Linked DNA regions of Mus musculus: region 1 is linked to region 2. A link is a loop called in an ENCODE intact Hi-C map of the cell type or tissue named here. Cell type or tissue: heart. All regions are shown on one strand. Links, peaks and the distances in the headings refer to the core of each region. The heading gives the core; the rest is flanking DNA. Region 1 has its middle 23 kb from the start of n-THgtg10. Region 2 has its middle 14 kb from the start of Gm11269.

Evidence for each region. Hi-C counts contacts between places; a loop is a spot of excess contacts. Peaks named below come from ENCODE experiments on the same cell type or tissue, not always from the same donor. Only the 100,000 strongest peaks of a DNase experiment are listed, where the experiment ranks them.
Region 1: a loop joins it to region 2, with 2.4 times the contacts of the local background. A loop is called at or near these places in 2 of 42 quality-filtered maps.

What each region holds. Positions count from the first base shown.
Region 1 is chr4:82,641,625-82,644,535 of GRCm38, reverse strand. No RefSeq gene overlaps it. Among named protein-coding and RNA genes, the nearest start is that of n-THgtg10, 23 kb to the right of the region's middle. In heart, for the core only: a CTCF peak has its summit at 1,334 (motif pointing left); no DNase peak of the experiment used is centred there; H3K27ac peaks cover 270 bases.
Region 2 is chr4:82,704,069-82,706,979 of GRCm38, reverse strand. No RefSeq gene overlaps it. Among named protein-coding and RNA genes, the nearest start is that of Gm11269, 14 kb to the right of the region's middle. In heart, for the core only: no CTCF peak of the experiment used is centred there; a DNase peak (open chromatin) is centred at 1,409; H3K27ac peaks cover 2,365 bases.

The DNA of each region.
Region 1 (2,911 bases), core at 323-2,822, 63 kb after region 2:
ATCATTGTCGTGTTCCCATGTCCCAACCCCTCTTTTGATACCTGGATCTGTGGATATGGATCATAATAGGCAGGATTATGATGAGAAGGGGAAAGAAGATACTGGAGGGAGAATCTACCTCTAAAATTATTTGTAGTCCAGATGCCGGGCCCTTCTCCCCTTCTGTTTGAGAGGCTTTTCCAGAGTGGATGCTTCCTTGCCTGGTTTCTTTGAGCCAGGTGTTCTCAAAACCAGAGCATATCATGCTGTGTCCTCTGCTGACTTCAGCCCCAATACAAACCAGGATCCGTATATATTATTATCGATTAAAGGGAATACTGAAGGTGGCCATAAAAGAAATGGGAAAGAGATATACCAAAGAGAGCCATGGTCAAGGAAAAGGGGAGGAGAAATAGAGTCTAGAGGGCCCCTCTTCAGGAGGCTGGCTGTCCACCATTGTGTGCAAAAGGTAAAAGGGTTGGGAGCAAATGGGAGACCTGAGTGCTGGCCAGACCTTGGACTCCATTTTCCATCTTCAGCATCTCTCTCCATGTGAACCCTCACTCCCGACCCCCAGCCTCATGCTTTGGGTAGCCAGGAGAACAGGGCAGGTGCAAGCACAAGCCCGGAGGGCAAAGCTTCAAGACCTGCCGTCTTAGACCTCCCATCTGGACACTCACAAGCTGGTGCCTGGAGTCCTTGGTATGCTTTCAAAGCAGCCTATGTTTGCTACCCACTGGAACATAAGAAAAGACATGTCCTCTGCTTCGGCATTGCCTGCGTGATACCACTTGGCAGCCCTTCAGGATTTTATGACAAATAGTAATGAATAATTAACTAATCATTTGAGCTGCTACCAAAAGCCTGAAGACAACAGCATCGCCTGAGCTCAGCACCACCCAGAGGGACCGTGGCAGTGCTCCACTCTTTATAAAGGCTGGCCAAGACTCCAGCTCTCTGATGCCTCCTGCCAGGTTGGCAGGAGACATATCAGTCTTCCTAGATCTGCTTGTCACCAGGCTGTTCACACAAGAGGGGCACGGATACAGCTGAGGGTTTCTCCACACTGCCACACTTCTCTGTGAGGGGTCAGAGTTTTGGGGGCCCAGAAGCTCTGGAAGCTTCACTAAGTAGGCATCCCTGCCTGAGAGTGGAGAGGGACATTTGGCAGTGTCTTGTGACATTTTGATCAGCAACTAGTGGGCAGAAGCTAGAGAGATGCTGCTAAGCATCGTACGGCACACAGGACAGACCTTGACAACAAAGAAACCAGCTCTCCTGGATGTCCACCCTGCAGCAGAGTAACAGAAGGATGTGCCACTTGACCAAGCCCCCATGTCATTACAGTGAGGCCAAGACCAAAGACACTTGGGCTCCCTCGAGTGGTGAATAACACTATGACAGCCAGGAAGCACCCCTAGCTGCAAGAGGTGTGTGTGTGTGTGTGTGTGTGTGTGTGTGTGTTTCAATTATGCCATCTTATCCATCACAAAGTGTGCATCAGTTAATGGTGACAGTAATCTTGATGAATTATTAATGAGCCATTTTCTTCTCTCCATGTTGTTAATACCAGTGCAGGCGTCTTTGCATTGACACTGGATTTCCTTATGATTAACCAGAAATATGTTCTTCCCATTTAGTTTAGAACAGTGCTTGAATATGAATCTGTGTGATTCCTTTCTGGGGTTTGTGTGTGTGTGTTTAATTTTGATTTTTGTTTCTTTTTTTGTTTTTGTTGTTGTTGTTGCTGTTCTTGTTGTTGGGTTTTTTCCCCCTTAATGGAAACATCAGAGTCCCTGTCATGTTCTCATTTCCCTTTTGGAAAGAGAATACTAGCGTTCCTCAAGGGGAGAGCACACAGGGTGGTAGGCAACTGTACGATTCTGTTTCCCCATTTCCATCTCATAAGGCCACTCTGTAACTTTCTCTCAACATATCCCCATTTTTCATTAAACTTGAGAGAAAAGTTTCTTTCACTGACTTAAGGACCTGCCAACCTGTGTCTAGCTTCACACTGTAGGACATTGTGTTGTCCTTCTGTCTAGTTAGCCAGCCAGATTTCTCATGAGGAAGCTGATTCCCTTCAACTTTTGATCCAAAGTAAGGAGATGTCTGAGTCTTCTTGTGGGAATTCTTAGCACTATTACAACCAGAAACGGTGGTGGGGTTAAATGAAACCGGCACATGGAGATAGGGTTAGCTCTGAATGTTAGTACCCTGGGAGAATCTCACAGGCTGAAGCCAGTGTCAGCAGGACTGCATTCCTTCCAAAAGCTTTAGAGAAGAGCCTGTCCCTTTTCATTCTCCAGGGTCAACAGCCCTCTTCTTCCCTTTCATCTCATTTAAAGACAGTGACAGCAAACCTCTGTGGGCATTACTCAGAAGCCATCTTTCTATCTTAGATTTTCTTTTTAAATCCTTTAGTTACTATACTCACAAACACCTTAATAGATATTGCTAGATTTAGTCCTGGGTTGTTGTAGGTTTTCTTGCTATCACCGTAAGCTATTTTTAATTTAAATTATTATCAAATTGTTATAACAGAGTTCATATCTATTGGTTTGTGTAGAAACTGTATCATTATCTGAAAATTAGCATTTCAGGAACCACTGTGGTCAGCCTTGGTGACAAATGAATGTGTTATTCTCTGTCCTTTTGGCAACTGCCGCCAGGCTTTGAACATGATTATAACTGAAAGTATAGTTAAATACCATACCTTGCATAAAAGTATAGTTAAATACCATAGCATACCTCCTATAGCCTTGTACTGGAATTGCCAGTGAGCTCTCATATCTGGGAAGGTTGTTCTGTCCTGTGCTGGGGCCCCCAGGCCTGTCTGGTGGTCAAGAATATCTATCTCACTTTTAGAGACCAGGAATTTCTCTCAGTTAAAAATGCTAAGAATCAAGGCTGGACACCATACACACCAGCT
Region 2 (2,911 bases), core at 174-2,673:
GCAGTGACTTCCCTATTCCCTCTGCTCAAATCAAACAGGAGGTTGGCCCTTTAAACTGTGTGCAGCCAATATGAACCCTAAGCCTAAAAGGCTGGCAGAGATACGGATAGGGCATGTGAGAGGCTGGGTGATAAAATATCAACTCAGAGAGCTTGCTGGGCCTTGCCGGTGCTGTAGGGACCTGAAGTTATGTGGCAGCCACTTTGCAGAGATGTACTTGTTTGTATTTTTAGCAAAAGAAAGAGTTGTGTCAGCTTGTCCTGACTTGGCTTTCTGGTTGTAAGATTTTCTCCGAATTATTCGGATTTTTTTTTTTCCTAATTCTTTGGGAACTTGAGGACGGAGGGAGGGAGGGAGGGAGGACAGGATATTGGAAGCAAGTGCTTTTATTAGTAATTAGTCTCCATTCCCTGTATGTGCTCCCCAGGAAATCAGTGCCAAGCCCAGAAGGAGGCAGAAGGGACCTCCTTGAAGGGTTGCCCAGAGAAGACCTAAAGCAGAAGCTGAATTTAAAGTCAGGCCATGCACAAACCTGGCCCTCATCTTCCTCATTTTTTTAAATTATGTCTTCCTGTTTCTGGGTCACCTTTAGAAGGAAGGGAGCAGCAAGCTGGGTATCTTCCTGATTGAAAGCCAGTTCCCAGAGCTGATTTATCTTTGGAAACTGCCTGGCTCTTCTTGAACAGTGATTTCAAAGAGTTAAACTGTTTCCATATGTCCAGTATGAGAATGGAGTTTGTAGCCTTTGGCAACCTCAGCTGAATCCAGCTGCAGCTGCTACCTGTGTGTTCCACTCTGTGTGTGTGTGTGTGTGTGTGTGTGTGTGTGTGTGTGTGTGTGTTCTCACATGCACTCCTGCATGCTTCATGCTTGTGTGCAGTGACATATGAACCGTGTTCCGACTATGTCAATGAAACTGTTATGTCTTTGTTGGGGGAGATATTAATTCTGAGCAATTACAGCTCCCTTTCCCTTCTCCCCTCCCTCCTACCCCTCCCCTCTCTTCATCTGCTCAGCAAGGACCATGGACCATGTCAAACAATATACAACAGAGAAGAATGCAAATAAACTTTAGTCTGCATCGCCCAGCAAGGCAGTTAGCCGCCCACTTGCAAGCTACTTCACTCTTGTACACATGATACACAAAGAACGCTAGCTACTTTCACCAATCCCTTTAGACCAGGAAAAAAAAAAAAAGAGGCAAAAGAACTGATCCTTGTCCTTCTATCTGTGAGGTTGCAGTTCCTCCTGCTAATGAAGGAGCTTTTCCCATGATGCAGTGTGATAAGGATTGGCCTACATGTAGTCCAGCAAGCCACCGCTGATGTTTCCTCGACTAGGTCTCTTATCTCCCATTGAGCTGCCTCTGATGAAGGTCGCTGACAGCAGGATGGCTGGGAAAACGTCGGACAGCTCCATCAAATGGCAGCTTTGCTATGACATGTCAGCCAGGACCTGGTGGATGGTAAGTTTGGCATGATAACCCCTTTTCCATCCTCCCTCCAAATGCCCCCCTCCCTTCTTCCCTCTGAGCGCCTCCTTTGTTGTTCTGTGCACGTGTTGTAAAAGTTTGCTGCCTGCCGGCTGCAAGTTCAAGCTCTAGTTGTGGGAACCTGGAGCGCTCTGCACACCAGTGAGCTAGATAGGACTTCCCACTATTGTGGCCAGGGGCATAGGCCTTCTCTCTGAAAAGGCAGGGTGAGTTTTTGTTCACTTCTAGGAGAGAAAAAAGGAAAACAGAATAAATAAAGAAAAAATGCAAATATCCTGGTGGACCACAGACAGGCTGGCTGCTGTGAACTTCGTGGAGACCCGGGGCGGGCGGTCGGGCTGTAGGGGACTGGAGCCGTCCTGCCTAATTGTTCCTGCACTGGTCTTAGAACACAGCAATGTACTTCTTTCTTCGGTGTCTCGAATAATGATTTAGACGGTGTATTGTGGCACGTTGTGTGCAGCTCCCTCATCAGTATGCGACTGTCCCCCATGCTTTGCCTTAATTTGGAATCCACCTCCCTTTCAGTGAATACTGTAACCGGAGCGACCACTGATTACTATGCCACTCAGCGTAATTAAATTTAGTTAATGAGGATATGCATATTCAGTTCATTATTTTTCTTTGCTCAGGCAAATGTGTGTGGGTTTGTTGTTACTGTCTCCCCCCCCCACTTTCATATTTGTCCAGCTGCAAATGTGGGGAGGAGAGAAAAGAAGCACGGAGCACGGGTGAACCCCGAAATCAACTTTAAAAGTAGTATCAGGAGCAGACAAGTTTTAGCTTTCTTCCATCAGGAGTTTGGGGGAAGAAAACCTCTTCCCATTATAGAGCGGCTACGTGATAACTTTCAATATGCTGGGTCCCGTGTGTGGACAATGGTCTCTTGTATGCTGTCGCCGTGACACGAATGGGGAAATCTTCCCTAGCCAGCTTTTCATGCGACTATCAACTTTGTCATTGACTAATTTATCTGGGCAATTTTTTTTCTTTTGTCACTTTTTTCTTTTGCTCTCCATCAATTCTGACCCTTGCGTTTGTGCCTAGATAGCGGTGGCTCAACTGCTTCCACAGCTGTTGTGCTTACAACGCAGCCCATTTTCACAATAAGTACATCGGGAGACTGTGGGCATTTTCTCCTAGGTGGGGAGGGATATGGCTGCCCTGGCGGTCAGTCCATCTGCAGTCCTCGGACAGAAGGCAGCTCCTTCCGAGGAGCCCTGGCTTCTGGCATTGCTGGGCAAGAGGGGTTCTTATTAATGTGTTAAAGTTTCTAGAAGGTGGGTACAGTGCCTGTGGGCTCCCGAGGGTCCCCACCTCACTGCCTGCTGTCTTCCTTCTCTGCACACTTTCTTCTTAGTGTGAGATGTGGGAGCCCCAGAATTCCACTGCTACTTGAACTCCCCGCTGCTACTTGTT